Regions from separate parts of the Homo sapiens genome. Here all the other regions are linked to region 2. Evidence: read pairs that join two places in POLR2A ChIA-PET (ENCODE). Cell type or tissue: PC-9. All regions are shown on one strand. Each heading gives the region's core, and the rest is flanking DNA. Links, peaks and the distances in the headings are about the cores only. Region 1 overlaps CLASP1 (cytoplasmic linker associated protein 1). Region 2 has its middle 210 kb from the start of TFCP2L1. Region 3 has its middle 23 kb from the start of GLI2. Region 4 has its middle 160 kb from the start of TFCP2L1. Region 5 overlaps GLI2 (GLI family zinc finger 2). Region 6 has its middle 40 kb from the start of GLI2.

Region 1 (4,000 bases), core at 1-4,000, 410 kb before region 2:
TCAAAAAGCAAATTATTTGTAAGTTTTTAAATCATGCAGATGTGCTTATGCTCATGGGAGAATTGGATTTTCAGAATGAAAGACCCAGTAATTATGGACTACTCAGTGTCCTTTATCTGCAACCACTTAATGATCTTTAATTGGATTTGATTGAAGCGAGGCCCATGAACATTAATTTGGTTAAAAAATACACATGCTTTTGAGTTTCTTGAGCAAAGCTAACATGTTTATGAGGAAAGATACAAACTATCATCTTGGTTAAATCCATGATAATTCTATAATAAATTTGTAGCTGAAGTAAAAGACCCAATATTTATTTGCTAATAAAACTATAAAGTAGATAACAAGTAATCATAACATTATTGGCTCTTATACATGAATGTACAGGGTATCATTTTGTTGCCAAATGCATTTTGCTTTATGGTTTTACACTTAAACAACTATAACTTGAAAAATATTACAGGTATCAGTTCTACTTTGTCGGAAATGAGAAATACCTGTGCAAGTCTGAAAACAGACCATTGACAGATTCTGTTAGATAAGATCTGAATTATTGCCCAGTGTGGCTAGGACAAAGCATTCATTTAAAGGCAAATCAGTTGTCTTTTCTTTATTAAGAAGCCAAGTCATTATTATCCATGCTTATCCTTTAAAAGCAATGATTGTGAATAAGTGGATCAGGTGCCAATTCTAGGTTCACACTCTCTCCCAGTGCTTGTTTATTAGACTATGCATATTACAAGGTTTGGGATAGTGGTTCAGTATCTTAGGAAAGTGTTTCCATAGTCACGAATACAAGGATAATGTGTTTGTTACAAGGCTGGCATATGTGTTGAGCTGTGCTAAGAAGCCCACCTAAAATAGCCTGGAAGAGACTGCTTCTGATGGCAGCATAAGTCGCATAAGCTGCAGCAGACAGCTTATTTTATTTTCTGTGTGGAAATAAGGTTGCTTTTTGATATTTTTCTTTTTAAGATTTGTGTTAGGAATATTCTTTTTCTTGAGGGGGAAGAACTGGTTTAAAAATTTTTAATACCACTTTTAAAGAAGACTCTCTTAAATGAGTAGAGTTGGATGGAGAAGGCTCACACCTCCCCCCAGCCACCAACCCCCAACCCTTTTTACAAAATCATTGTTAGTCTAGGCTTTTATTTTGGAATAGGGTGGCAGTTGTCATTGGTGCTGCCGGATCACACTGAACAAGTGTGGGTGGAGAGTTTGCTGATGCTTAAGTTGCTGTGAGTAGGTATAGCTTTCAGAGCAGTGTTTTTATTTGGTACCAGGATTACTGACAATCATGACTACTGGGAAAGGTAGGCTATTCTAATATATTCTGAAAAGTGTTTATAATTATTGCTGCTTGGCTAGGAAATGCTTAAATATTTTATAATTCCTGTGGTAACTAAAAATCATGGATGAAACATGGGAAAGATTGTTATGAATGTTGTTGGTATTTAAGCAGTGAAAAATTGTGAAACCTACAGGGAAATAAACATCAATGTTAACCTTCTAAGACTAGGAGAGAGGAAGTAGGCACAGTAGGCTGAGGCTAGCTGTGTTTTTATCTTCTGTTTATTTCATGGGCTTTTAATTTTTCTCTGCTTATGTTCACAGTATGAGGGTTATGAACATAAATCTATTTGCAATTGCAAGGTATTTGTTAATAACGCTAAGTGGTCTTGAAAATAATCTACTGGCTAGAAATTTCTAAGTTTTCCCAGTAGGTATAGAGGAAAAGCATAAATGATAGCAGTGCAAGGATGCTGCTTCTGTCTTAAGTCATTGTTTATTTTTTTCCCCTTTAAAAGATTTGCATTTTTAAAATGCAAAAATGTACAGGAAAACTACAAAAGAAGTATTGCTCACAAAAAATCTTCTTGATTAGGTTTCAGTCTTTCCACAGAGCTTTTTCTCAGGTTTGGCCAATATCGAAGTGATTTTAAAAGATTCTGTGTAAACAGGGTTTGCATTTAAAGGTATAGGGTACAGTTGATGTGATGGGAACAACCTGTATCACTGTCTTGCTTTCCTAGTGGTTTTGCTGGCAGACTCTTAATTTGTTGTCTTCAAAGGGTATTTCCAGACTCTTCTACTGAAACAGGTATTGCACAGAGTAAAATTGCATACAGTAACAAGTGTTTATTTGTCTCCTGCTGTGGGGAATTGGGCACACATCCAGGACTTCTGCTCAGTGTTTATTTTGTAATGGATTATTAAAGGTTTGTATAGCTATTTTCTTAAATTTGGTTAAGTTGGGCTGAAAGTACTGGAAGATGCCACATTTCTGCTCATATTTTTAAATTGAGAATTTAAAGTATATTTGTATTCTTTAATTGAGAATTTAAGGTATACAGTGATAATATTTTTATTTCATACCTAAGTATCATATTCTATTTTCAGGTTAAACTGCTGCAGGAAATCAATACCTGGGCAGGAGAGTTAAATAATTCATGTTCTGAAGTAACCTCTCTCAGAGCCTTTCCTTTGAGGATTTGAAAGTGTGTCACTTACAAGTAGCATTTGACTTAAGTTGTGATATTTTCATTTGTATTTAGCAACAGGTCAAAATAATATGAGAGTCAGCTTTTTCATGTTAAAAGCCATGGAGATAGCCTCCTGAATCTGAGTTTAAAATAAAGACGATTCTTTCACTTGATATATTTTTTCAAATTGCCTGCCTCCTTAGTCACTATCACCTGGAATTCAGGCTTACATGCTTTGGTAACTTTTACCCTCAGTAACTGCAGTCGTGATAGGAAACAAGGATTAAAATACTGTTTCTTATGGAAGTGGTATGTCTGAATCATGTATTAATTCATGACCATTAAAAATCTGCAAAATATAACAGCAGCAGGTCTCCCAAGGTGTGTAGAGTACTTTAGTGTTTTCAGAGCACTTTCCTGCGTTTTTTGTTTTATGAAGTTCACAGCAGCCCCATGAGGAGTAGGTAGGGCAGCTTTTGAACACAGATACTGAAGGTTTTGGGTTTTCTATAATTGGGTTAGTTGCAGGACAGGGGAGAGCCCTAGTTTTTGCTGTCTTAGACAAGTCTTTATTCCAGAAAGCCATTTTGTCAGGCCAAGTGCTCTGGAATCCCTCAGACTGGGTATGAGTGCCACCTCTGCATGGGCAGTTTGTGACCTGGGACTGGCAGCATGGCTGTCCACCTTCATTTTCTCATGTGCAAATTGGGGATGATAGTCCCTTTGCTGAGGAGCCAGTGAGGGGGCCTTGGGCCTGGCACATCAATCTCATCCTATTGATACAGGGACACATCCACTGTGGCAGCTCTAGGTGATCTCATAACAGGAGGTATGAAGGTTGAACTGAGGTTTAAAATAATATAGTTGATCTTTTTGTGTAGATATGGAAAGGTATTCTAAGAAAACAAGATGCAGAATTAAATGTATCCTAAGATCTTGTAAAAAGAAACCATCCAGTACCCAGATCTTGGTCACTAACACTACCAGGGCTCCTTGGGGAAATGGCTGAGTTTAGGGCTGGAGCAAGGTGAGCCAGTGTATCTCGCAGGGCCAGAAAGTAAGGAAGTGGTTGAAAAAATCAAAGAAAAAGCAAAACAAAACAACAGTGGGGGTATTGCTGAGAGACACAGGAGTCAACTGAAAGTGCTTCCAATAGCCAAAGCTAGAATGCTTTAAGCAACACAGTGAAGTATTGTTGAGTTTTAACCCAAAGTATAAAATAAATGTTAATGATCCATACGATGTAAACAAAATGATTGAAAAGTGTGTAAATGGAGATGAAGAGACGAACCTCTTGTGCAGAATTATTCCAAATCATTTATGCAAATATCCCATTCTAAAGGAGGGGAGCATAACTTCCTAGTCGGTCAGTGTGGTGGGTGTTCTTGATAGGATGTGATGAGAATGGCATTTTACCTCTGTGGTCTTCCTCCCAAAGCCCCATAAGCTCTGTGGAAACATGGCAGAAGCCTCAGGCAAACCCAAAATGAAAGATATTCTGTAAACTCCCTAACCAT
Region 2 (5,311 bases), core at 806-4,805:
GACTTGTTCTTCCCTTCTCTCTATCTTAAGAGGGTTCTCAGGGCTGCATCCAAACACCTCTTCTCTTTTCTGCCCCTAAGTGAACTCATCCAGGCCATGGCTTTTCATGTTGTCCATAAGCAGGTGGTTCCCAAGTGTATGTTTCCAGCCCGGCAGCTCCCTGAGCTACAGGTTGGTAACTATGCATCCTTCTGCGATTGGATGTTTATATAAGACCTCAACTTTAATGGGGTCCCCAAACAAACTCTCAATGTTCCCGACTCCTCCTCAACCTGCTGTCTCCCATGTCTGTCTGCTGCATGACCAGTTCCACGTGGCTTTGGCCAACCTCACACAGCTGGGGTGGACAGCACCTTGCACCTGGCCCATGTGGGGTATGGTGAAACTGCTCAGCACCCACGCCTGTGTATCTGGAAGTGTGGGGCCACACCACGGGGCCACCCTCGAGCGGCAGGGGCAGAAGCAGCTGGGCAAAACTCCCTCCTTCATCCCCAGGCCGATGGTTCTGAGATGCATCCCAGACTCTGGAAGGTCTCCCCTAGCTTTCTTCCCTGCTGCCTGTGTCAGGCTTTCTCCTCAGGGGAACTCAAGCTAAGACCCAAGGAGATGGCCGCTTAGACTTCCCTTCAAGAAAGTACTGATGCCCAGCTGCGAACTGGGGTCCAGCTGTTGGCTTTGCCTGTTTCCGAGCTGAAGGCACACTATTCTGGGGTGGCCCCAGCAAGGACTGAGCAGGGCAATGATCCCCATCCCGGCCCCTTCCGCGGCCACAGGCCTCCTGAGATGGGACGGGCGCGCTTTGCTCCGGCGCCCTCTGCTGGCAGGTGCAGGTTGTGCAGGGAGGATGCATCAGGATGGCCGGCCCCGCCCACCTTGCTTCTTCCCTCTCCTCTTACAGGTGGTGCTCCCCGTTACGCTATTGCACCCCTCACTCCGTCTCAGCGTCTGCTTCCCAGACAATCCCACCTGAGACACAGTTTGATAAGGAGTTGGAGAATGAGAATACCAGTGAACTGGACTGAGTCGGGAGAGAGTTCAGACTTGCGGGGGGCGGGGGGCGGGGGGCGGTTACCTGAAGACAATGTTTAAATATTTAATGCCCCGATATTATGATTGGGCTCCTGCTCGGCTGTGCCCAGGACAGATGGAAGCCAGACTGTGATCACCTGGGTTCTGGGAATCTTGAAGAGACGCCTGGGGACTGCTTGGGTAGGGCTGGGGCTGGAAGCTCCACACCTGAACCAGCCAAGAGTCTGAGCCGGCGAAGTTAAGAGGCAGCGTCTGACCCTGCCTGACAGTGCAGGTCACTCTTCCCGTCTCCTAGAATAAGCAGACGCTGCACTGGGACAAGCCCCACTGGCAGGGGTGGACTTGGAGCCGTCTTTCCAGGTGGAACACTGCGTATCTTAAATGAGGTGGCCCCTGGATTGAATGCTCCTCTCTGCCTCTCCAGACCTGCCTTAGAGCAGGTGGTCATCCCGAGCTGCCAGGGCTCCCTAGGCTGGTGCAGTGCCTGTCAGGGGATGCAGGGAGCTCATGGGCCTCCTAGCAATCAACTCAACTCAGTGTGCACTCACTAGATGCTAGCCATGTGCCAGCAGGCACGGCGCATGGCAGGGGAGAAAACAGCTCCTGCGCCAAGGAGCCCTAGGTCCTGGGAAGAGGGGTGACAAATCCACAAACACATACATGCTTTGTCACACCCAAGACAGGTGCCAGATCCAGGAATCACGAAGGCACCAGGAGGTCTGAGGGCTTCCCTGAGGAGGTGATGCGCCCTGAGTCCTGAAGGGCTGGGGAGCCAGCCACGGGAGGTGGGAGGGAAGGCTCCAAGCAGGGGCACTAGGATTCCCCAAGCCCAGAGGAGGGAATAGCAGGTGTGTGGTTGTGATGGGGCAGGGAGGGCCCCAGGGCAGCGGGGACAGGAGGCGGGGTTTAGACTGGGTGGTAGGTGGGAGTGGTGCCTGGGACCCCAGGAAAGGCTGCAGCCAGGAAGGCTCTGGATTTGTGCCCGAGGCTCCTGCTAGCAGCTGACGGAATGGAGAGGGCAAGGAGGTGGGCAGGGAGGCGAGCTGGGAAACGCCAAGCTGGGCAGAGGCAGAGGAAAAGGAGAGGAGAGAAACTGAGGGGGCAGGGTTGGCAAGAGATGGGGAGGACTGGGTGGGTGCCAGGAGATGGGGGGAGAGCAGCCACGCCTCCCCTCCCGGCTGGGGTTTTTTCATGCTGGAGTTGGAGTTGGGGCAACTTTTGTCCTCTCTGCTCCTTGATCCAGGGCAAAGGCGGGGGGCGGGGAGGGGGGGCGGTGAAAACACGACCTAGTACCTCTCAGTTTTAGAATCAGCCACTATCTTTTCTGGTTAGAAATCGGTGGCGGGAAGCGGCTGGGAGAAATAAGATTTAGCCTCCCAAACAGGCGGCAGGGAAGGAAGGGACCAGAAGTGCTCCCAGCAGCTCATTTGCATTTCAAACAGCCCGTTTGTTTTATCTCCTAATTAGCATACTCACCCTCAGCTGAAAATGAGTCCATTAAAGGAGACTCTGCTCCAGGCTCAGCTCCTCCTTTAAATATTTTTAAAGCGTATGATTAATACACTTGCCTATTGCTGCGTGGACTGTGCTGGGGGGGTCAGGGGGCAGATAAATGAAAGAGGATAGCTGCACGCGGCGTTGACTGGCTGATTAATCACTGCCTGTTTTCTATAACTCATGGCAGATGGCAGGAGCTGGCTGCAGGCCCTCGTTGGGAATGAGGTGCTGCAGGCAGGATGAACAGGGGTCGGGGGAGACCCTGGAAGGCCCCAGTTGTGTCGTGTTTTTTTTCCTCGGCCCTACAGACCTCCGTGTCCACCCCACCCCCTGCACTTCGTGGCAATTCCCAAGTTCAAGAGCAGTGGCGTAGCTTCTGGGAAGACACAGGAAATCTCATTTCTCCCTTGGATTTTTTAGGACCTAGATAACGACACTGTCAATTTTGGGAATGGTCAACTTTGGGGTGGGGAGAGTCAGGTCCAGTGCAATACTTGTATATATTTTATCTTCAATTCTCCCAACAACCCCATTTTCTAGATAGGAATTGTGAGGCTTGGCAAGGCAGACACAGGTATTGTTCCCAGCTGGTCCCACCCAAAGCCTGCTCCTCGCTGTCCTCCCTTTTGCCCTCCCCAGGGGAGCATCATCAGCCCAAGGCCCAGAAGTGAAGGCCCTGGAGCTGGCACAGCTGCCCCCTCCCCGGGACCTCGGCCCTCTCCATCCCTGGGGGCCACTGCAGTCTTCCCCTGGTACGGGACACATTCTCCCCGTCAGGCCTGCATGGCTATTGCCCACCTCACCGTGCACATTCAATGGTGTTTTTGTCTCTTGACTTGTCTTTCCCAGGAGATGATGGATTTCCTGGAGGCAGGAAGTGTGGCCACCACCGGGAGTAGCTCCAGGACCCGGCATGGGTTAGGCTCTGGGGTGGTGTGACAGATGTGTGTCCGGTCAGCCTAGCTGAGCTGAACTGCAGCACCCAGAACTCCCTTCCCTGCACAGGCTTGGGTTATCTGGGGCCCCAGGGGAGGGGCAGAGGGAGCAGCAGTCATGTCTTCCTTTTACACTCAGAAGGCGAGAGGGGCCAGTGCCTCCCAACACACAGGGGACTCGCAGGTGCTGCTGATCTCAGGAGATGGATTTGGTGTCCAGGCAGCTGGGGCATAGCTCTTCCAGCCCAGCCAGAGCCTCCTGTGGCCTTCTTGACTCCCAGGCCAGGTATATGCTTAGTTCATGAAAGTGCCGGCTTCTTCCACGGGGTGCCCATCCTCGAAGGTAGAGGCTTAGAGCAGGGGACAGATTGACTTGGGGTCTGCCACTTCCCGGTGGGAGTTCCAGCTCAGCCTGTCAGGTTCCGTTTGTCCTCCTACCCCACTTCATGGTCATCCCCTTTTCCCCACGCCCGCCCTGCCAGCTCCACGCACCGGAGAAGCAGCAGTTCCCTTAGACGGGGTGGCCAGTGCCCAAGGTTTCACAAGGCCAAGTCCCTGTAATAGGTCGTGTGTGTGTGTGTCTGTGTGTGTCTGTGTGTGTGTGTCTACGTGTTTGTGTGTCTGCATGTGTCTGTGTGTATCTGTGTGTGCGTGCGTGTCTATGTATCTGTGTGTGTCTGTGCGTATCTGTGTGTGTGTGCGTGTCTATATATGTATGTGTGTGTGTCTGTGTGTGTGTCTGTGGGTGTGTCTGTGTGTCTGTGTGTGTGTCTGTGTGTATACGTGTCTGTGTCTGCGTGTGTCTGTGTGTCTGTGTGTGTCTGCGTGTGTGTCTGTGTCTGTGTGTCTGTGGGTGTCTGCGTGTGTGTGTCTCTGTGTGTTTGTGTCTGTGTGTTGGTGTCCGCGTGTCTGTCCGTGTAGTGCGTGTGTGTGTCTGTGTATGTCTGTATGTCTGTGTATGTTTCTGTATGTTCCTGCATGTGTGTGTCTCTGTGTGTGTGTTTGTGTCTATGTGTGTGTGTCTTTGTGTGTCTGTGTGTTTCTGTGTGTGCGTGTGTGTCTCTGTGTGTTTGTGTCTGTGTCTGTGTGTGTGTGTCTGTGTGTGTGTCTCTGTGTCTGTGCGTGTGTGTCTGTGTGTCTGTGTGTGTGTCTGTGTGTGTCTCTGTGTCTGTGTGTCTGTGTGTGTGTGTGTGTCTGTGTGTGTGTGCGCGTGCATGTCCTCTCACGTCCCAATGTTCCACTTCTCTGAACTCTGACTGGTGCAGGTGGCAGAGCCTGTAGGAACGGAATGGGAGGAGATGGGAAACCCTTGTGGGATGGGAACTGTCAGGTCGGGTTCTGCAGACTACGTGGGAAAGTGGAACACAGTGATCCTGGCAGAGGGAACAGCATGTGCAAAGACCAGGGGGTAGTGGGGCACAGTGCCTGAGCAGCCGTGGGTTCCTGTCCCGCCCAGAAGAGAAAAGGTCTGCAGAGGAAGCAGCGGCTGCCTGAGTGGAGCCCAGCCCGGCAATGGGCAGTGGGAGCCAGGCTGGGCTTTCCTGCAGGAGGCACCACGTGGTTGCTGCAGATGAGAGAGGGTGATGCCCCCAGGAACTCCAGGCTGGCAGGGGTTAGGGACGGAATTGACGTGGGCTGTACGGCGTTGGCCTAGTTCCTTGTTGGGGATACAATCAGGCGGGAGCGGCCTGTCCCTTAGGATACAATGACTGGGCTATAGCAGTCGTGCTCTTGATCAAGTTAAAAAGTGGCTGCTGGTATCACTGGCCCCCACCAAGTCGGGGAAGCCCTGCTCCCCATCACTCTGGAGAGCTGTGTATTTTCCCAAACTCCAAGCATTGGTGCTGAGA
Region 3 (5,311 bases), core at 1,039-5,038, 360 kb after region 2:
TCCATGCACTATTTGACTTGCCTGGGGTGCATCTCCCTCGCCCCCTACAAAATTCCCCTCCCCTGGAAAGCTCCCTGGTGACTCCCTGACTCTCCCCTCTGGATGGACAAGGTTAGATGCTTCTCCCAAGCTCCCATACATGCCCTCTCGTCTTCCCCTACATGTATCCACCTCCCTCTCAGATCATAAGCTCCCCAAAGGCAGGGGCTGGCACCACTTTATCTTTGTTCACGGCGCTTGGCCCAGAGCCTGCCAGAAATGCTTGTCATATAAGAACCAACAGTGAACACTGCATGAATAAATGAGTACATGAGTCGTTTGGGCATATGTGAGGGCACGTTGATTGCACAGACCATCAGTGTGGGCAGCTCAGGGAAACTGTCCAGGGATGGGCTGGCTCTGCAGATCCAAGTGAGCAGTCAGCAGCAAGCCGGGGCGTGACCGTCCAAGGGGCCAGGCCTGGGCTGAGGGTAGAACTCCAGGAGAGGGGATCTGAGGCTGGGGAAATGCCAAGCCCCACTTTCCTCATCTGCATAAAAGGGAAGAATACTAATCCTTGCTTTGGAGATTTGTGGTGAAAATTAAGCAAAATAATATCTGCACGGAGCCCAACACAGACCTGCTGTTCTGTAAATGGCAGCTCACCTGGGATTTGGATCCCAGACTGGTTTTCATTTTGTAAAAGTGACGTAAAATTTTCTTGGCCAGGAATTTTCCCTTTTAAAAGAAAAATACGATGTTTACTAAGTGCACACGTGGTCTGAAGTTACGAGAAAACACAGTAAAGCTGGCACATATGACAGGGGAGGTCTGGGGACACATCCTGGGTCCAGTGTCTGCCACAGCTTCTGGTGCAGTGTGGAAAAGTCCGGTTGTCATTGAACTCTAGCTACTGCCTCTCCCTATGCTGTGTGCTCACAGCAGACATTCCTTACTCTCCAGGTGGGTATGTAACTTTGGGGAAAGCAATGTGGGGTTCTCTTTCAACATTTAAAGTAGGTGGATGTCATTTCACCAACACTTGGACCTCTGGAAACCTGTCATGTGGATCAGTGTACTTTGTGTCCTCTGTGGCATTCCTAATAATAGCAAAAATGGAAACAATGTATATGTTCCTCAACAGAAGCATAATTAAACACATCATGTTACATCCACGGGGCAGGCTATTACAAAGCCCTTGAAACAAATGGTACCGATCTTAATGCTGATATGGAAACGCATCCAAGAAGAAAGGCAAGTGTCAAACAATATGTATGGGAGCAAGGAAGACCAGCTGGCCATGACCATGGCCAGGGGATGCCTCAGGAGGGCCTCTGTGGAGATTTGGGGACAGAAGCACTATGGGTGCCCTATGAGTGCAATTCCCCCAAAGGAGATGGAAGCACCAGGTGTGGCCCTATTGATGGTGAATATTGATCAAGTCTGGGCAGGGCTGGTGAGGAACCGTGAGACTCATCATCACTCCAGCCCAGTGTCATGGTCTGGACTGCTAAGTTGTATTCATGGACTTGCATGACCCGGACAGCTTTGGGAACTGGGGCAGTGGGCAGAGGTGCTATGTGGGTACCCTGCCCACATTCCCTGACCCTTTCCATTATGTACATTCTGGCCTGGGTCTGACTTCCACGTGTTTGCCTGGGAGGTCTCTCTGGACACTGGAGGCCACTCTGCCTGCACACCAGCTGGAAGCCGCAGGGAATTGTCTCATGGCAGCAGCTTCCACCACTGGCACATGGGAGCTGGTAGATAAATACCTCAGCTCCCTCACCCCTCAGGTTCTTCACTTTTTCAGAGTTGCCCGTGGGATCCCAGCTGCCCACAATGAAGACTTGCTTGATAAGAGTTCGTCACCAGCTTCCCTTCCCTGCCTGTCTCCCTTCACCCCTGTTGCAGGTTGAATTGTGTCCCCAAAACTTACGTAATGAAGTCCTAATCCCTAGCACCTCAGAATGTGACCTTATCTGGAAATAAGCTTGTTGTAGATGTAATTAGCTCAGTTAAAGTTAAGATGAGATCATGAAGGTGGGCCTTAATCCGGTATGACTGGCAGCCTTTCAAAAAGGGGAACCTGGGACACAGAAACAGGGAGAACACCATGGGAAGATGACATCGGATCAAGGTGTTGCATCCACAAGCCAAGGAATGCCAAAGATGGCCGGCAGCCACCAGAAGCCAGGAGAGAGGCATGGAGCAGGTCCTCCCTCACAGCCTGCAGAAGGAGCCAACCCTGATGACCCCGTGATCTTGAACTCTGGACTCTAGAACTGTCAGATGGTAAATTTCTGTTGGTTGGGCCACCCAGTTTAGGGTACACTGTTATGGCAGCCCCAGCCTACTAATTCAAGCACCACACTGGTGTTTTCCAGCTTGCCAAATAAAGAATTTGCACTCAGTTTTTGTCTCAGTGTCGGGAACTAAGGGACAGGGGAGAGGACAGAGAGGCTCATCCAGCAGAGCAGGAAGATAGCAAGAGGCAGTATAATTAAAACGCCTCAGGGAACTGGGGGTGGGGCAGATCAAAGGCCATACCCCCACCCTCTGAATCAGAACCCGGGGATGTTCCCTGAATTCTGTGTGTTCAGGTAGAGGACATCAGGGTGGGGAACTGGCTCAAGCTGGCAAGGCGATTGCCCATTTAATATCCCCCGACCAACCTTCTGCCCATGACTGAGGGAGGCAGGACTGGGTGGCCCACTGAGGCAGGGTGAGGGCTTGGTGGTTCACATGAGTGCATAGCAGGAGCCTCCTGCAGAGACGCCAGCCTCCTGCTGCTGAAGACAGGTATGCAGCCAACATGCCAGCTCTAAATAGGGTCCCCTGAGGGTATTCCTGTTTAATAAGGCAGAGACCACTGGTAAAAATGGAGACAAAAACATCTTATAGTACAGTCGTGGGAAAATGAAAAATTTGGTTTTTGTTAAAAAATCGAAAGTTACTTTTTGGGAGCCAAATGTTCATCGTGAGAGGAAAAATTAAGTAAACAATAGTTCCTATTTCTGACGTGGCCAAGGGCTTAGCTCGTATGCTGCCACCTCCCGAACCCTGGTCCCTTCTTGATGGACACCTGGCTCCAGGTGTTGGCACAGGTGTTGGCTCTGTCCTGGCTGGATATCCAGGGCTGATGACCTAAGAAAGAGAAGGGTTGGAGGCTTGGCTGTGCCAAACCTAAGTCCCTGCAACTTGGGCCTCAGGTTCCCTCTCCTCAAAGCAGACACAACACTGAAGGGGTGCAGCTGGTTGGGCGGAGCCTCCTGGCCCTTCTCTGAGATCCTGCCCACCCCAGTCATGGGAAGCAGGCTGCGGAGGCCCCTGAGGGTGGAGTGATGGTGGGAGGGTAGCGGGGAGGGCTGATGTCGGGGGCGAAGGCAGGCTTGGGGCTGAACGGCAGGAGCTGATCTGAAACATCCTGTGGGTGCTGGAGACAGAAAGATTCTTGGTGGTTTGGGTGTAACTTGAAATTCTGCCATCTTCCCTTCTTATCTCATCATCAGAAGGAAATCAGACAAGAGAGCATGAGCTCATGCTAATAGAAGCCATTTTTTGCCCTTTTGGTTCCTATCAATTAAATCCTCTCCCTTCTGTGGATCACCTTCAGAGGCTCTCTGCAAGGCTTTTCAGGACCAGATGGTGCAAAGCTAGTTTGGCTGGCAAGCACGTGTTAAGGGCTGTCTCTGCAAGGGCCCAGAACAGCTTCATGGCCTTTGACACCACTGAACTTGGATTTGAAGCTCAATTCTGCCATCAGCCAGCCGTGTCACTGTCAGTGGGGTACTTAGTTGAGACCCTTCTATGCAATACCTTCTGGACATCACTACTTTGGCTTGTATAGGAACCTCAGACTCAACTTGTACAAAACTGACTTGACATCTTCCTCCCCAAGCGTGCTCCTCTGATTCAGTAAACAGCCCTATCACCAGCCAAGTTCCACACCCAACGCCTTGGGCAGAAAGCTGTAAAACTAACTGATTACCACTTCCTCCAGGAAGCCTTCCTGGACCACAACCCGTCTCCTGGATCACAGCCCATCTCCAACAGCTTCCATGCCATCATGTGTGTCTGTCTGACGCACTCAACACTTTACATTTTGATGATCTGTTGGTGTGTCTCTCTTACTAAATTGTGAGGCCCTGGAGGGCAGGAGCAATGTCTTAAGTTTTGGGAATCCCACGACCTAGCAGAGGGCTTACTTTAGATAGTTTGGGGGAGTCTAGACTCCATTTTCTCCATCTCCCCCTGCTCTTTCCTACCTCCAAATAAACAGTCAATTCAAATCATAAAACAGTGGATCTGCTTCAAGACAAGTCCCTTAACCATAGCCCTGGACCAGACTGCAGCCCCAGAACCTTCCAACCTAGAAATCCTATGCTGCCAATGAGGAGCTCAGGAAGAGACAGGGCATGATTGGTGAATCCAGGAGTTCCCTTAGTGCCCTTCCTTTCCCTCATGCAGCACATCCAACTAACCCAGAGTCCTTGCGCCTCTTCCTCCTAAGCCCAGCTGCTGGGTCGCTCTCCTCTTTGTCTGTCCCGCCCCATGCTGGCCTAGGCCCCCAGCTCCACAATCCCCCCAGTCTCCTCCAGAGTGGGAAATGCTTATGACCCTCTCCAAGGACCAGGGTTCTGATCAGGGCACCCGTCTGTTTGTAATCCCCTTCCCTGTCTTCTTTTAAGGAAGCTCAGCTCAAAAATTCACTGTTCCCAAGGGCCCTCCCACCCCTGTCCCTTCTGCCTTCGACTGTCTCTTCTGTACTGACCTCTAGCACATCTCCTGGGACACACAGCTGTGTGGTAATAGCAGCTCTGCCTCTCTCAACCATAGGACCAAGGTCCCAGCATCTGACGCTTAGTAGGCCTTCAGCTCTTGTCTGTTCTCTTTCCCAGGACACTTGGCTCCCAGGCCTCCTCAGCAGGGACCTGCTGCGTGAATTTTTTTTTTTTTTTTTTTTTTGAGATGGAGTCTCACTCTGTCACCCAAGCTGGAGTGCAGTGATGTGATCTTGGCTCACTGCAACCTCCACCTCCTGAGTTCAAGCAATTCTCCTGCCTCAGCCTCCCCAGTAGCTGGGACTACAGGTATGTGCCACCACGCCCAGCTAATTTTTTTTGTATTTTTAGTAGAGACGGGTTTCACCATGTTGACCAGGCTGGTCTCGATCTCCTGACCTCAGGTGATCTGCCCGCCTCGGCCTCCCAAAGTGCTGGGATTACAGGGGTGAGCCACCACGCCTGACCCTGCTGTGTGATTTTAGCTCTGTCCTCGGCGTGCTCATGAATCACACTGGAGAGCCCTGTGTGGTCCTTCCACGGCTGAC
Region 4 (5,311 bases), core at 593-4,592, 54 kb before region 2:
GGAGATCTTAAAATACAACACTAGCCAAGATTTACGGAGCATGCGCCAAGCGCTATGCAAGCGCTTTACATCCCCTAGTGGGGCTATGCAATAGGCATCTTTACTGTCACCATTTTACTATGTGGCCTACCTGGACCTGAGGCCAGGATTATCATCTTTCACATACTGGAGGTTACTTCATGAACTCTTTTTTTCTGAGACAGGGTCTTTCTCTATCACCCAGGCTGGAATACAGTGGCATGATCTCAGCTCACTGCAGGCTTTACCTCCCAGGCTCAAGCCATCCTACTGCCTCAGCCTCCTGAGTAGCTGGGACTACAGGGACACATCACAGTGCCCAGCTAATTTATTTATTTATTTAATTTTTTTTTTTAATTTATTTATTTTTTATTTTTTGTAGAGGCTGGGTCTCACTGTGTTCACCAGGCTGGTCTCAAACTCCTGGACTCAAGTGACCTTCTTGCCTTGGCCTCCCAAAGTGCTGGGATTACAGGTGTGAACCACTGTGCCCGGCCTGTGCAGGAACTCTTTAAAGCCCTAGCCCTTGCTTGCAGGACAGACTGGGATGCAAAGGCTCCCCTGCCCGTAACACATACTGAAGGGGAATGAGAGAGAGTGTCCTCAGCCCACAAACCCTGCCCAGGACAGGCACAGAGACACACATGCACACACACACATGCACACAGGAACACTCACACATATGCATATGCACAGAGATACACGCAGACACATGCACACACAAACATAGACATAGACATACACAGACACACACACACACACACACACACACACATACACATGCATACACACATGCTTGTGGAAGATGAAAGCCATGACCAGGGCCATCCCTGACAGAAGCAGGGGGCTCTGCCAGGCTCTCTGTGATCTGTCCTCATTATCAGCTGCCTGTCTCTGGCTGAGAGGTGGGAGGAGGGTCCCAAATGTGCAGATGGAGTCAGGGCGCTGGGCCGCGGTGCCTGATTGCATCTGGAGGGTGAAGGCCCAGCTGGCCATGGGACCACAGGGGTGCTAAGCTCTGCAAACAGGAGGGCCAGCCCAGACCTGCTTGGCTAGAAACTGCTGACCTTGTATCACTGGAAGCAGTTGCTCAACCCCAACCTTCCTGAGGGCAGGGGGCAAGCACAGGGCTTTGGGGGTGATCCTGGCTCAGGGGAGCAAGGCTGAGGCAGGCTGGGTAGGTCCAGATAGGCCCAGGGTCCAGCAGCCTTGACCTGGTGATGCATCCACAGGTGTGTGCCACTCCCTACCCCCGATACCTTGGTCACCAAGCCCCTTATCCTCCCCCAACCTCCCCCAACAAGTGGAAAGGCACTCTACTCAGCACTGTGCACTGGAACTTCCTGCCATCATGGGCATACATGTTCTACATCTGCACTGTAGGACATGGTAGCCAGATGTGGCTACAGAGGGCTGGGAATAGGGCTAGTGTGTAGTCTAGCAGCTGCCACACTGGCTGGTGCAGCTCTAGACACAGCCCAGCAGCCTGGAGGCACAGGGCCTGAGCTCTGGGCTCGAGTGCCAGCTCATCTGCTTGATGGCTGTGACCCATCTGTGCCCATGTGAGTGTACCCCACAGGCCACCCCACGGCTGCCAGCATGAGGATGAGTGGCTGTGCCAGCGGGGCCTCCAGTCACCTGCTGGGCTTGAGGTCTGGGCCACAGACAGGCCCCAGTTCCCTCCTCTGAAAAATCCAGGAAAGCACAGTGCTGACCTCACGGGGCTGTGACCCTGAATAAGTGCCCAGGTGGTGTCCAGCAGGTTCACTGCTAGCAGATGGATCAGGAGTTGAACAAATGTGGCTCCATAGCCACAGGCGGCTGCAGACAGATCCAGCACTGCGGTTCCCACCCTTCTAGCTCACAGAAGTGCCAAGGGGACAGCTCTTAGGAGGCCTGAACTAACAGCCCCAATAGCTTGGGCCAGAAAGTGGGTGCAGGGACTAGCTGGTGGCGGCGGAGGGGCGGGGGTTGTACATGCTTAGCATCTAACAGGGGATCCCTGAGAGCAAGGGAGCTGTTGTCCACAGGCCCTGTCTTCATCTTATCAGAGATAACATTCCTCTAAACTCACACAGCAAATCCTCAAGAAGTAGGAGAAAAATGTTAATGAACTTCGATTAAAATTCCTTTCCAGGCTTGCCAGTCAAGGCAGGCAGGCCCCTGACCTGCTCAGGGAAGCCTGCATGTCTGGTTTCCTACCTGGGGCCCAGGAGGGCTTGAAGAATCATGGGGACTGCGCTTGGGATGCTGGTTCAGAGAGAGCATCCCATGTCCATGCCAGAGACATGCGCCAGGGTTTCACCATCAGATTCATGTTGCAATTTCTTGTCTTTTCATGAGGGTAAGACTTAGCATTTCCCAGCCAACCTGTATAGCGAGAATTTTTACCAGTCTCTATTCCAGAGGAGGAGACTGAGGTTCATAGTGGCAATGTAGCTTGCCCAAGCCGCAAAGTTGCAGTGCTGGAATTCTGTACTTGCAGAACAGGCACCTGCCCAGACACAAGACACAGCATCATAAACTAAGACCTTCCTTTAAGAAAATAAACACAATAGAACCTTCTCATCCAAATGCCTACTGCCCTTCCTCCCAGGCATCTCCCCTCTAGAGATGGGCAATACTGCCTCCAGCGGCGCCTGTCATCGTTGCTGTCAGCAACTTCCTGGATTTTCTTTGAGAAGGAGCTTCCGTATGGGTCTGTGAGCTCATTGCTTTTACCACACCTTGTTTCTGATAAGCCAGTATTGCCTAGACTGACCCCTGCCTGGATGGGTGAGTTTGCTGCTACATTTTGCCACAATGCCAACCAAGTGCTTTGAAGATGCTATTTAAGAAGGAGCTACAGAAATTCACCATGTGGTCAAGACATTGTCCCTCATCCCATTAGACCACCTTTATTTGAAACCACAAGAGAAATTACTTTCAGATTTCAGATTCAGGAAAGTCTATGTTTTGAAATAACTGGCTTGTTTATATCTTATAGAATCTGAGCACCCTGAGGCTGGCCATTTTCCCTCTTTGACCAGTAGGAAGCTCAGGATCACATAAGTAGCCCACTTCTAGCATTATAATGCATGTTTTTATGTATTGACTGTGCCCTGTTTTCAGCTTAAATTTTCATTTCTCCTTCTCCCCCATTCATTTACTTTCTTGCTCACACAGCTTTTTAAAATCACCTGTATAGGGAAAGGGTCAAATAAGCAGTATCTCAGCAGATCCTACAGAAGTTTAGGAGAGGGCAATATCACCAGGGGATTAAAGAGTTAAACAGAATAAAAAACAAAAACAACTCTTCAAAGCAGAGGACTTGATTGGAGTAGGATTCACACGAATGCATTCTTAGGGGTTCCTTATTCATTCATTCCCCAGGAGCACCTTGTTGGCCACCTTCTCTAGTTCAGGAGCTGTGCTTGGTGCAGGGAGACAGCAGTGAATAAGCCCCATCCCCTAGGCAGCAGCATGTGGAAGGACGAGTGAGACCCTCCCAGGCCAGTGGAGGCACCAGGCAAGGAGGCAGGAAGTACAGGTAGAGGTCGCACACTCAGGTGGATGGGCTATGGTGGCCATGGGCGCACCCAGGACAGAAGGGGCAGCTTCGCCAAAGGAAAGTGACCTCGACTCAGAGCTGCAGGGCAAGGAACTGGTTGCTGAGAACAGAGGGAGGGCGAGGTCAGGAAAACAGCTCCAGCAGAGCAAACCCCAAATGTCCTCAGCACTCAACACATATGGCAGAAAGAGGCTGGGATGTTCCAGGCAGAGCCTGGTTTCAGGGGAGCTGTGAGGTCTGAGCTTGGACATGGGAAGGGATGGTCCATAGGGCTTGGTCTACCACACAAATGGAGGAGACTCTTCTGCGGCCAGAGGAGCCAGAAGAGAGCGTTAAAGCAGAAGACGGATGTGATCAGATTTGCATTTTGTGAAGATCTCTCGGGGTACAGAACAGGCCTAGAGATAGGGGGTAGGAGGGGGTGCATTTGGGAGGCCAGGGCAGCAGCAGGTCATGGAGGAGATGATGGTGATCTGAGCTGGGGGTGGACAGATATGGTTCCATGGACTTCTTTCTGTGTGTGATTTATTTCAGTATTTTCCTCTTAATACTAGAGTGGTACATGATCATTTCCAAGCATAGAAAATGTCAACTAGCAAAAGAGTACAAAAGAGAAATTATTATTCACACCTCATGGCTCCTGAGTGTGCATGCACACACACATCACCACACCACCCCAGAACATCCTACCTGCTGTTTTGAAGCTCAGTCTAATTTATTAAACAAAATCCATATTGCTGGACATTTTTGTTTTGAATTTTTTTGCTATTATAGCTCAGAAAAGGACTAATTGGCTAAAAAGGAATCAAAACTAAAAAGAAAACCAGAAAAACAGCAACCCAAATCTGAAGGCAATACTTGCTTATACATGCATTAAAGGTTGAAAAGCCCAAGGTTCGCCAAACTCAGGTACATATGAACAGTCAGGAAGTGCCGGCAGTGTGCCCCAAAGCCTGCCCTTCTTCCGGTGGCCAACAAGGTCCACCAGACTGGGTGAGCAGTGGGTCCTGACAGAGGAGTCTGAACAGAAGAAACTGATCATTGCCAGCTGGGGTTCTGGGCCCCCTGGCCTCTTCAGGGGGCTGCCCTGGGCTCCTCTCCAGACAGGCCTAACCACGCTATGTGGTCCCTGCTTGGAGGTCTTTCCTGGCCCCTTGGCATGAAGCTCCTGGAGGGCAGGACTTAGCTCTTCTGGCCCCAGCACTCAGTACATGTCCGTCACCTTGTTGGAACTCACTAGATGTGCTTTCAACAAATGCATCGGGCAATAATCAACTTGATCACCTAAGGATGGGGAAGGATCTAACCGTCACGAAATGTGCTACATCCAGACACCAACAAGGCGCTCAACATAGTCACTTCAACCTGTGACACAGTCCTCAGGAAGAAGGCGCTGAATTTTAAAACATTTTAGAATTAAGGGGATTTCTCTTTTAAAACTGCTCTACTGGAATATAATTGACATACAATAAGCTGCACAGATTTAAAGTGTACTACTTAATTTTTAACATCCATATACTCCCATGGAACCATCATCACAGTTAAGATAATGAACATGTCTCTCACCTCCAGAAGCTTCCAAGTGGCCCTTTGTCATCCTTTCATTCATCCTCACACCTTACCCCTATCCTCCACAACTGCTGACCTGCCTTCTCCCAGTGTGATTGCTCTGCCCTTGGGAACACTTGCCCAAAGTCACACAGGATGCAAAATCAGATGTGTGTGACTTTTTCCATTGCATTA
Region 5 (5,311 bases), core at 686-4,685, 160 kb after region 2:
GAATCCTGGTGACCATTTACCAGTGCTTCTGAGCAGCAGCTGCAAGGGGTCTGGGTGCCACTGGGAATGCAGGTTTGGAAGGCATCCAGGGGTCTGTGCTTTTCGATGGTACATGAATGAAAGTGCACACCAGGGCTGGGAGAGGCTGCCAGGGACTTTCTCCCCTTGCTAGGGAGCCTTGGTCTGTTCTGAGATCCTGACACTTTCAAAGGCCAGCCCTTCAGCCACGTGAGCCCAGGTGACCAGGTGTTCGTTCGCAAATGAGGACGAAGTCACTGGCCTAAGCATCAGAGGTAGGAAGCACCAAAAGAGCACGAATCATGGAAAACCTCCTTCCCCAGGGCCTTATGCAAATGGCACCATGATTTTCAATAATAAGCCACAGGACAGGAGAATTCCAGAGGCCCTCCTGATGCCCAGCCACCACCCCACAGGAAGCATTTAATAAGAATAATATCCTGAATGGCCACTCCACAACGTGCAACTAAAAAGTGCTTCTGTCTCACTTGGGGGAAAAACGTGGGGGGAGGAATTAAAATCAGACAGGAAATTCCAACACCACGAGCTGGCTGGTGTCCGGCTGGCTGAGGCCCAGGCCACTCACGCAATCAGGCCTGCCCTGCAGACACAGCCTAGCAGGACCCGTGGCCTCTGCTGGGTCCGCCCACGCACACTGCCCACCCCAGGCTGAGGTGTTACTTGACAAATTAGCTGCCGAAAGAGAGAGTGTGCTGGGCTGGGGCCAGCACAGCCACTCCACACCAGGCACAGAGTTCTGAGACTGGTCTCCTGGTGAGGGCAGGTAGGGATGCAGAGGGACCTGCACATTCCAGGGTGAGGAGTGTGCTCCAGCCAACGCCACGGGAGAGGCCAGCCCCGTGCCATTTGGGTCTGGCCGCTCGGGAGCCAGGCAGTCATGGGATCTGTTCCCTGCAACAGTGGCCTTGAAGTGACAGGAGACAGGCCACAAGAGGCGGCATAGTGTCCTGTTGGACAGAGCTGAGGCTGCCGCCAGTGCCACAGCCAAGTCTGGCTTGATTGCTGACTCACCGAACCTTCCTGTGCCTCGGTGTCCTTATCTGTAAAATGAGGATAGGGACAGGACCCATGTCAGAGGGAGACTGTGAAGTGGAGAAGAGCTAGTGCAGGGCCAGGCACGCAGTAGGGCCCCGAAGGGTGCCGGTGTGGCCATCCCTACAGACCCCTCTGCTGGGCTCCTGCCCCTTTAGCAAGGGGTGGGAGACTGGGGTGAGCTCCAGAGGGACACCTGGGAGATCCCCGCCATCACAAGGAATGGGAGGGGCTGCCTGTCTGTCTGGGTAGACATGTAGAGTCCCACATTAGAGAATTTTAGGGCTGGAAGAAACAATAGGGCTGGTCAAGCTTGCTTAAGGTTGAAAACTCTGTCTTGGTCACAGAAGGTTTCTAAAAAAGTAGTGTGCAGCCTCCCCACTGCAAAATGCAATAGATTTGAAGCCCAGAGGACCATGGCTCCCAGGGACCCTGGCACCTTGCAGAATCCAATGCAGAAAGCAGGAATCCAGCCCAGGAGCTGGAGGAGACGGTGCCCAGGCCCTAGTGCTCCTTCCACCTGTCACAGGCCAGGGCTAGGCCAGGTGGCCTGGGATGGATTCAGGCTTTCCCCTAAAATCTTGCTGCCCCTTGACATACTCATTTGACAGTATACACTGGCGACCCCGTCAGCTGGCAGGGACCTTGTCGGCTAGCTATTGCAATGCTGACTGGTCCCCGGCAAGAAGCCCACTTGTCGCAGGTGATTCTCCCTTTCAGGAGGATGACCATGCCATTCCTCTGTCTGGTCCCCACGGGTCGTGAAGGTGTCACTTGCCATTCTGTGTACTTAACTAGCATCCAGCCCCTTCCCTGCAGAGCCCAACAAGAGGTTTCTTGATCTGGCTTATAGGTCCTGCCTTGCGTCCTGCCGAGAGCATCAAGTCCCAGCTTTGCACTCTGCCATAGCTCTTGAGACGACAGTAAGGCCACCACATTTGGTCTCCACCAGGCCCTGGTGATGGTTTCCCAGGCTGAGCCAAGGCACCTCTTTATTCCAGGCTGCATTCTGAGGCAGGGCCTGCCACAGACAATCAATGACCTTTAAAACCGGGCAGCGGAATCAGCCACCTGGACAAGCAAACGAGCACTGGGGCTGGACTTACTGTCTTTCTGCAATCAACAGGGGAATGACAAAATGCTCTCCATTCTTTCATCCAAGCAGGTCCCGTAAGGGCCACTTTCTGGGAGCCTCTTGTCAGTCCCAATAATTATGTTACTCAAAGGGATCCTTTACAATTCTCTCTACCTTGGACTAGAATCTTCCCTAGGTGTCCACTCATCCAATGCAGCCCTGGCCAACAGAAATACAATGTGGGCCACATATGTTATTGTAAATTTTCTAGGAGCCACATTTAAAAAAAACTAAAAAGAAACAGGTGATTATTTTAATAACACAATTTAATTGAACCAGTACGTCAAAAATACTATCACTTCAACATGGAACCAGTAAAAAAATTGTTAATGAGATGTGTTACATGCTTTTATTCCTACTACGTCTTCAAAACCTGGTACCTATCTTGCACTCACAGCACATCTCAATTAGGATAGCCACATTGCAAGCACTCAGCCACACACAGCTCGCGGCTACCCTACTGAACAGCTCAGGCCTAACTCGTTATCATTATTGACTTTCCACTGCTTCAGAATTCTAGTCTAGCTTAGTAAAAGTCCCATCAATACACAAAATATGGTGATGAGAATTCTCCCCAAACCTCAGTCCTTCCTCACCTTTGAATCTTAGCTTCCTACAGACTTCTATTTGGTCGCTTACATTTACTGATGAAAACACAGTTATTTTTCTTCCCTCCTTTCCTCCCTCCCTTCCATTCATTTAACTCACAAACGTTCCCAGAATCGTAGGAGGGTTACTTGCGATTCTGTGGGTGAGGCCGGTGCCCCGCCCAAGGGATTAAGTCAGCCTGTGCCTCTCTCCCCACCCTTCCACACCCTTGACCTCTCCGCGCAGAGCTGGTCGACAGCACCTCCCTTGTTCTGCCCTGGATTGCTGCCCGCTGCGTTCTTGATAAGCTTGGAGTGTTCCCAGACACGGGAGTGGGTGTGTGGACTCCCGAGATCTTCGACAAATAAGAGGGTCCGCAGAAAGCAAAGCCCATGCCGGGGTCATGAGGGGCAGTGCGGCAGGACCGTGGAGAAACACCGGGCAAGCCGTGTTACACTTTCGGACGCCTGGCTCCCTGCCCGTGTGATTCTGGACCCAGTTAACTGAATGATGGTTGGAGCACATGCCATTCCCACCACCCTCCCCACTCTCCCCACCAACGACCACTGTGGCGCATGGAAACAGTATTTCTCTTTGCTGGGATACGGTGTCCACCAGCAGGACTGGAGGCCAGTCCATGAATCCGTGGGAAGAGCCTGCTCCCCTATTTTGTTGGTTCAGAAACTGAGACACAGAATATGTGGTCTCATGACCCAACCCTCCAGCCCTGAGCGGTGCCCAGAATCTTATTTCCTAGAATAAGACTGTAGAAGAAAGGGAGGAGGAAAACATGCCAAAGCCTTCCTGACATCAAAAAAAAAAAAAAAAACCTCTTGCAAAACAATATTTTGATGAGCTAAGCATGTGAATTAAAAGCAGACAGAGTCTACTTCTTTTTAAATAAACAGGGTTTAAGATCTAGGGGAAAACTCCCAAATACAATGTGTTTCGGGGCCGGAGAAACCAGAGCTGCCCTTCCACAAACCCAAGAGCAGCCTGGCCTGTGCACTCTCATCCGAGGCGTTTGTGGGCAAAGGCCCTGCTTTGTGGGTCCAGTCACACCTCAGTAGGGGGACCAGGAGGAGGGTCTGAGTGACTGACAGGTGGTCCCCAGGTCCTGCCATTGCCAGCAGAATGGAGTCAAGAGCCCCAGCCTGGCACTCAGGACCTCCAGATCCTGCCCCACAGACTCTCCCAGCCCCAGGGTCAAATGACAGCCTTGCAGACCCCATGCCTCCTAGGCTCCACCCTGCCTAGAAAGCCCCTCCCCACCACACCCCCTCATCCTCATCATGCCAACTCAGCCTGCCCTCAGCAACCCCAGTCCACACGAGCCTGCCTCCAGGAAGCTTCCTGGACCTTTCTTCTGCCACCCCCCTCCACCGCAGGCAGACGATACTCCCTCCACACCATTTCCTCTGAGTCAACGACCAGCCCAGCGAGTGGCATGGAGGAGGTGAGGAGTATGTGCCCAGTGAGTGAATGAATGAATACATGAATGAGTGAATCCTCCCACTATTGGAAAACAGAACCCGAGGATAACAAGGGTGGCCAGTAGCTACCGACTGTCAGTCTAAATTAATTTAGGACCGAGGAGAGAAAGCCATGCTGCTCGGGGCCGCAGTAGGAGACAGAGCAGTTTCTAGGAGTCAGCCACGCACTGGCCCTTCCTTGGAGACTGGAAACCGCAGTGGTTCTAACAGCCAGTGCACAGGGCTTCCTTCACACTGGAGCCTTCCTGAGCATGTTGCATTTGTTAACTCATTTCATCCTCATAGCAATTGATGAAGGTATTGTTACTATTATCTCCACTTTAGAGATGAGGAAACTGAGGCACAGGAGCGTTCAGTAACTTGCCCTGGTTCAGTCAAATGGCTAATCTGTGTCACAGCCAGACCTCATGCCCATTTCTCTGAAATTCCAGACATGGGTGGGGTAGGGTAGGGCGGTATGAGCTCTTCTTGGACCAGGAAGAAGAAATGAGGCCGGGGGAAGGCCCAGGTCCCAGTCTTTGCCCGACTCATCCCCTGTTCTCCTGGGTGCCCACTCCCCCTCAGGGCAGCCTGGGCCAGGCATTGGTGTAATAAGGGTCACAGGTGTGTGATGGAGGAGGGAGCAGTACTCTGTGACCCAGGCCCTGGTAAGGAGGTGGAGCACCAACAAACTCCAGGAAACACAAGGCCAGCCTTGGTATTTTCACTTCATTCGTGGTCTTTCCAAAAGGAAATGTAACCCCTTAAAACAGAATGGGTCTGCCATGCAGCGGCATCTAAGTGCTGCCCAGGTACCCAGCGAAGTCAGAGGCAAGTCCGGGAGGGACCCAGGGGAGGGGAGTTATCTGTTTCCCCAGCTGTGTTCCTGGTGGCTGCTAATAACCCCCATGTATCATTCTGCCTGGCTCCGAAAACATTCTGACTGGCGTTAAAAATGGGCCCCTCTTCTGCCCGTGGCTTGGCGCCCCTGCAACACGTGTGGGATGCTGGTTGTTAGCATGCTGCTTGTGTAATTAGGGCGGCG
Region 6 (5,311 bases), core at 599-4,598, 380 kb after region 2:
GAGTCTCACCATGTTGGCCAGGCAGGTTTTGAACGCCTGACCTCAAGTAATCCACCCACCTCGGCCTCCCCAAAGTGCTAGGTTTACAGGCATGAGCCACTGTGCCCGGCCCATTTTAATTATTTTAAACTGTACAGTTCAATGGCATCAAGTACATTCCCATTGTTATGCCACCGTCGCCACCATCCATCTGCAGAACTCTTGCATCCTGTAAAACTGAAGCTCTGCACCCACTAAACAGCAACTCCTAGTTCCCCATCTCCCCAGCCCCCAGCAACTGCCATTCTACTTTCTGTCTCTATGATGTTAACTACTTTAGGATCCTCACATAAGTGGAATGCAGCAGTATATGTCCTTTTGGACTGCCTTATCTCACTCAGCATAATGGCCTCAAAGGTCTATGTTCTAGCATGTGTCAGAATTTCCTTCTTTCCAAGGCTGAATTATATTCCATTGTATGGAGAGGTCACATTGTATTTATCCACTCATCCGTTGATGGGCACTTTGGTTGCTGTACCTTTTGGTTATTGTGAATAATGCTGCTATGAACTTCAGTGTACAAACATCTCTTCTATCTCTGCTTTCAATTCTTTTGGGTATATTCTCAGAAGCGCAATTGCTGGATCCTATGGTAATTCTATTTTTATTTATTTATTTATTTATTTTTTGAGACGGGATTCTTCTCTGTTGCCCAGGCTGGAGTGCAGTGGCATCATCACAGCTCACTGTAGCCTCTGCCTTCTGGGCTCAGGTGATCCTCCCACCTCAGCCTCTTGGGTAGCTGGGACTACAGGCATGCATCATAATGCTTGACTAATTTTCTGTACTTTTAGTAGAGACAGGGTTTCACCGTATTTCTCAGGCTGGTCTCGAATTTCTGGGCTCAAGTGATCCACCCACCTCGGCCTCCCAAAATGTTGAGATTACAGATGTGAGCCACCATGCCTGACGGTAATTCTATGTTTAATATTTTGAGGAATAGCCATATGGTTTCCATAGCAACTGCACCATTTTACATTCCCACCTACAGTGCACAACAGTTCCAATTTCTTTCCATCCTTGCCAACTCGTGTTATTTTCTACTTTTTTGATGTTAGCCATCTTAATTGGTGTGAGTGATTAAATGCATTTTATTTACATTTGATCCTGAGAAAATCTCTTGAGATACCTACCATGATGATCACCCCAAGTCTTAGAAAAAAGAAAACTAAAGAGAAGAGAAGCTAGTAAGTGGTGTTGCCAGAATTAAAATCCAGGCCTGCCAATCACCAGTCTCTCCTAGTGGGGGCTGCTTGGAACTGAAGATCCCTCAAAATTCTCCAGTTCTTCTGGGAAGCCCCTCCCTCCCTTCCCCAGCCCCTGTCCCATCTCTCTTGCCTTGCCTGGCCACCCATCCTGTCTGAATTCACTAACCCGGAACCAGGTTCTAGTGGGACTCAGTGATGGCCACATTGACGTAAGCAGCCAAGGGAAGCAATATAGTGTGTAGAACAAGAGTCCTGAGGCTACGAATCAGATGCTAGGGTTGAAGGCTTGAGTCTGAGTGTGAGATTTCAGGCATTTACCCAAGAAACTCAACCAGTCTGGAGCTCAATTTGCTCTTCCACAAAATGGGAGGAAGCAAGGGGGTGGTGAGACCACGGGGAGATAAAATGAAGTGCTGAAATGACATGCAACGTGAGCCTTGTTGTTTGCAGTGTGCCATTTAGCTGTCGTTTTGGGGTGTTTTCCCTTAGAGGCTTCAGCTTATCCCTCTGCACTCCTAGCTGCTTTCTGCCGCTGGGCCGCAGCCGCGTTTCTGATGCCACCACGGAAGGGGAAAGCCGAGCAGTCCCTGCCATTTCGTGCTTTTAGGACGCAGCACAAAGTGTGCTGGGCAGAGCTTGGACTTCGAATGCAGACGGCTGGCTTCTGATTCCCCCTCTGCCACTGAGCAGCGGGGCGTTACTCTGCCTGGCTTCCTCTGCCACAAAATAGGCTTCCAAATGCCGTTTTGCGGGGCTGCTGCAAATGGAATTTGCTCATAGTTGTCCGGGGCCCAGCACTGTGTCTGAAATGCTGTAGATGCTCAATAAATGCTGGGTTATTCCCCTTGGTACAGAAAGAGGGCTGCAGGATGCAAAGGCCAAAATACTCCAGGAAATATGACGCTGAGCTGAGAGCGCATTGCTCCCTCTACGGTCAGATCTCCGTCCCGCGGTTTTTGCGGTCCCGACTATTGCTGTCGGAGGACGGCAGTGGAGCGACTCTATTCTTAATTCGACTCTTCCACCTGGTGGCGGATTGCTAAAATGCACTTTTGGAGTTGGGATCCAATTTGAATGCCCTGCTCAGAGCAATTTGAGGACTGGAGCCAGAATTGTCACTCTGTTCCACCCTCTAGCCATCCACCCACTTCGTTATTTCCATTGTCCTCCGGGACTCTCCTCTTTCCCCGAGCCCCCCAGCGGAGTAGACGCAGCTGTGAGGCTGCAGGACCGGAAGATTTGCGGTGTTCTTCCCGAGAGGGCTTTCTATGCCCAGAGATCAGGAGGATGGGAGAAAGAGAAGGGAAGGATAGGGGCCACGTGGACTGAAGGAGTAAGAAACCCGGGTCTGGAGACGGAGCTTGCAGTGAGCCGAGATCGCGCCACTGCACTCCAGCCTGGGCGACAGAGCAAGACTCCGTCTCAAAAAAAAAAAAAAAAAAAGAAAAAGAAAAAAAGAAAGAAAAAGAAGAAGAAGAAGAAAAGGAAAGAAAAGAAACCCAGGTCTTCTGGGGGCTGACGGGTTTCCATGGGGGGCCTTCTCACTTTTTTACTCCCTTAGGAGAGGCAACCGCCTTCCTTGGAGGCCAGGTTTGGAGGCTTCTCCACGAGATCACAGAAGTTCTGCCAACTCCCCAACCTGTCCAATGGGTCCTAGGCTCTTTATGCCTTAGAACAGAAGTCAGGGGACTTGGACACATTGTGGAGTGATATGGGACACTCTCTCCTCTGAGAAACAGATGACCCTCCAAGAGGCGCCAGCAGTGGAGCACTGTCTGGAGCATTTTGGGGTCCTGCTTGGAATGCTGCTATCTAATAAGCCTGGGGCGTTCTGGGGTGGCCACCTGGCAGCTTTTGGACCTGAGCCAACAAGTCTCTGTGATTTACCTCGTAGGATCATTCCTTTTGGGCAGTAGGTGGTGAGAAGAACAGTGTGAGGACATCAGCGCAACCAGCCATGGTTGGGAGCAGGAGACAGGGGCGCCTTGTATGTGCTCTCCAGGCTGTCCCCACCTCCTTCCATGTGCGATGTCAGTGCCCTGAATCAGAGTACTGGCTGGAAGGCCTTCCCCCCGAGCCCCTGCCACTGGAGCAGGTGGGAGTGTGGGCGTGGGGGGATGCTGGAGGAACATCCTCAAACCTGACACCCTGGTACAGCCCAAGGAAGAGGGGCTGATCATGGCTTCTCTGCCCATCTGAGCCCAGTCAGCGTCAAAAGCCCTTTCCAGGCAGCCTGGAGAACACCTTCCCACCAGGATGTCTTATTAATGAAATCAATAATGAAATCATTACCGAGGACATTATCAAATGCTCCTGCCTCTTCTGGGAGCTGCTGCTTAGAAAACAGGAAGGATGGGCTTTTCCCAAAACTCATGTTGAACGGTTTCAGACATCCAGAAAAGTTGAAACAACAGGTCTATGTCACTTAGATTCTACAATTCTTAATATTTTGTCATGCTTGGTTCCTTTCCACCTTTTCCATAGATGTAACACAGATATATGTAGATACACACACACACGCATGCACACATGTTTTTATGTGTGTGGGTCAGTTTGAAAGTTGCTGACTCGGTGACATTTCACCCTCTTTAACAGACATCTCTTAAGAATAGGGATATTCTCCTCTGTAACCATGAGACCATTACTGTACTTAAGAAAGTCACCAACAGTTCAGTAATACCTAATATTGAATCCATTTTCAAATTTTCAGAGTTGTCGCCTAAATGTCTTTGATGGCTGATTTTTTTTTTTTTTTGAGCTGGGATCCGATCAAGATCACATATTACATTTGCTGGTTATGGTTTTTTGTCTTTAGTCCCTTTTAATTTAGAAGGATTTAGCTGGGCGTGGTGGCTCATGCCTGTAATCTCAGCATTTTGGGAGGCTAAAGTGGGTGGATCACCTGAGGCCAGGAGTTCGAGACCAGCCTGACCAAAATGGTGAAACCCAGTCTCTACTAAAAATACAAAAATTAGCCGGCATGGTGGTGCACACCTGTAGTCCCAGCTACTCGGGAGGCTGACACAGGAGAATCACCTGAACCTAGGAGGCGGTGGTTGCAGTGAGCCCAGATTGTGCCACTGCACTCCAACCTGGGTGATGGAGAGAGACAGTCTCAAAAAAAAAAAAAAAAAAAAAGGAAAGAAAAAAAATTAAAAGGATTCTCTAGCCTTTTTTTAAAAAAAGAAATCTTCATGTCATTGACATTTTCAGAGCATGCAGATCAATTGTTTCGCAGACATTCTCTCACTTTGACTCTGTTGGGTCTTTTTCCTTCGTGACTAGAATCAGGTTTTCTGCACAAATCCTATGTGGGGAACGTGGGGTCCTTCTTGGTGCATGGCTTCAGAGGCACATGAGGCCAGGTTGTTGGACTAACAGTGATGCTGGTGACATCCCCTGGTTAGGGTGATGTTAGGCAGATCGATGTGTCATCTCCATCAGTATTGTTTCTGATGTCCTCATGGCCCCAGCATTAGTCAGTGGAAACCCATCAGACAACTTCCTATGTCTGTTTATCCTGGCCCTGATTAGTCTTCAATAACACCCTTGTTTCTGGCACCAGACATCCAAGATTTGCCTTGTCTCTTCCAGCCCAGACCTGGAACCACCTATTTCTCCAGGGAGGCCTGGTTCTTTGAGTGGAGAAGGGTATTTAAAAATCCAAGACTGGGACCTAACTGTGCTCCTCACTAGTAGACAGAGCTGGGCAATGGGCATATTAACTCAGGAGTGGATGCCGGTGCCAGGAAGAGGGTGTGGGACCCAGGGCAGAGGCACAGTCAGAGGTGTTGGCTGAGTGTCCGAAACCAGGGTCTGAGAAGGTCTGGAGTTGCTGGGAGAGCTGATAGGTGCCACCTTTGGGATTTTTCCTGACTTCAAACTCGATGACTCCACAGAGCCTGTGGCGAGATGCCTAAGTGATTAACTTCTGAGCAGGGCTGGAAGAAAGGCTTTGGGGCGCTGTGAGGTTGAGACCTTGGTGTGGAGGGAAATGTGGGCCTGTACTGCTCAGTCAGCCTCTAAGATGGGTGGGCTGCACACAATCACCCCTTCCCGGTCAG

The links. Peaks named below come from ENCODE experiments on the same cell type or tissue, not always from the same donor. Only the 100,000 strongest peaks of a DNase experiment are listed, where the experiment ranks them.
Region 1: POLR2A ChIA-PET joins it to region 2 with 20 read pairs; 2 of 35 experiments call an interaction of 5 or more read pairs at or near these places.
Region 3: POLR2A ChIA-PET joins it to region 2 with 23 read pairs; 11 of 35 experiments call an interaction of 5 or more read pairs at or near these places.
Region 4: POLR2A ChIA-PET joins it to region 2 with 26 read pairs; 5 of 35 experiments call an interaction of 5 or more read pairs at or near these places.
Region 5: POLR2A ChIA-PET joins it to region 2 with 16 read pairs; 7 of 35 experiments call an interaction of 5 or more read pairs at or near these places.
Region 6: POLR2A ChIA-PET joins it to region 2 with 11 read pairs; 19 of 35 experiments call an interaction of 5 or more read pairs at or near these places.

What each region holds. Positions count from the first base shown.
Region 1 is chr2:121,487,586-121,491,585 of GRCh38, reverse strand. All of the region lies in intron 8 of CLASP1 (cytoplasmic linker associated protein 1), which reads left to right. Among named protein-coding and RNA genes, the nearest start is that of CLASP1-AS1, 41 kb to the left of the region's middle. RefSeq lists an enhancer at 1,935-2,144. In PC-9, for the core only: no CTCF peak of the experiment used is centred there; a DNase peak (open chromatin) is centred at 2,105.
Region 2 is chr2:121,072,646-121,077,956 of GRCh38, reverse strand. No RefSeq gene overlaps it. Among named protein-coding and RNA genes, the nearest start is that of TFCP2L1, 210 kb to the left of the region's middle. RefSeq lists enhancers at 1,846-2,697, 2,216-3,115, 2,698-3,548 and a silencer at 2,510-2,804. In PC-9, for the core only: no CTCF peak of the experiment used is centred there; DNase peaks (open chromatin) are centred at 866 and 2,726; H3K4me3 peaks cover 1,720 bases.
Region 3 is chr2:120,710,568-120,715,878 of GRCh38, reverse strand. No RefSeq gene overlaps it. Among named protein-coding and RNA genes, the nearest start is that of GLI2, 23 kb to the left of the region's middle. RefSeq lists an enhancer at 4,765-5,311. In PC-9, for the core only: no CTCF peak of the experiment used is centred there; no DNase peak of the experiment used is centred there; H3K27me3 peaks cover 3,286 bases.
Region 4 is chr2:121,126,296-121,131,606 of GRCh38, reverse strand. No RefSeq gene overlaps it. Among named protein-coding and RNA genes, the nearest start is that of TFCP2L1, 160 kb to the left of the region's middle. In PC-9, for the core only: CTCF peaks have their summits at 2,435 and 2,640; a DNase peak (open chromatin) is centred at 2,696.
Region 5 is chr2:120,910,587-120,915,897 of GRCh38, reverse strand. The region is part of intron 2 of GLI2 (GLI family zinc finger 2); the gene reads right to left. Among named protein-coding and RNA genes, the nearest start is that of GLI2, 180 kb to the right of the region's middle. RefSeq lists enhancers at 1-581, 582-1,355, 3,647-4,590. In PC-9, for the core only: no CTCF peak of the experiment used is centred there; no DNase peak of the experiment used is centred there.
Region 6 is chr2:120,692,736-120,698,046 of GRCh38, reverse strand. No RefSeq gene overlaps it. Among named protein-coding and RNA genes, the nearest start is that of GLI2, 40 kb to the left of the region's middle. In PC-9, for the core only: CTCF peaks have their summits at 2,054 and 2,253 (motif pointing left); a DNase peak (open chromatin) is centred at 2,236; H3K27me3 peaks cover 2,520 bases.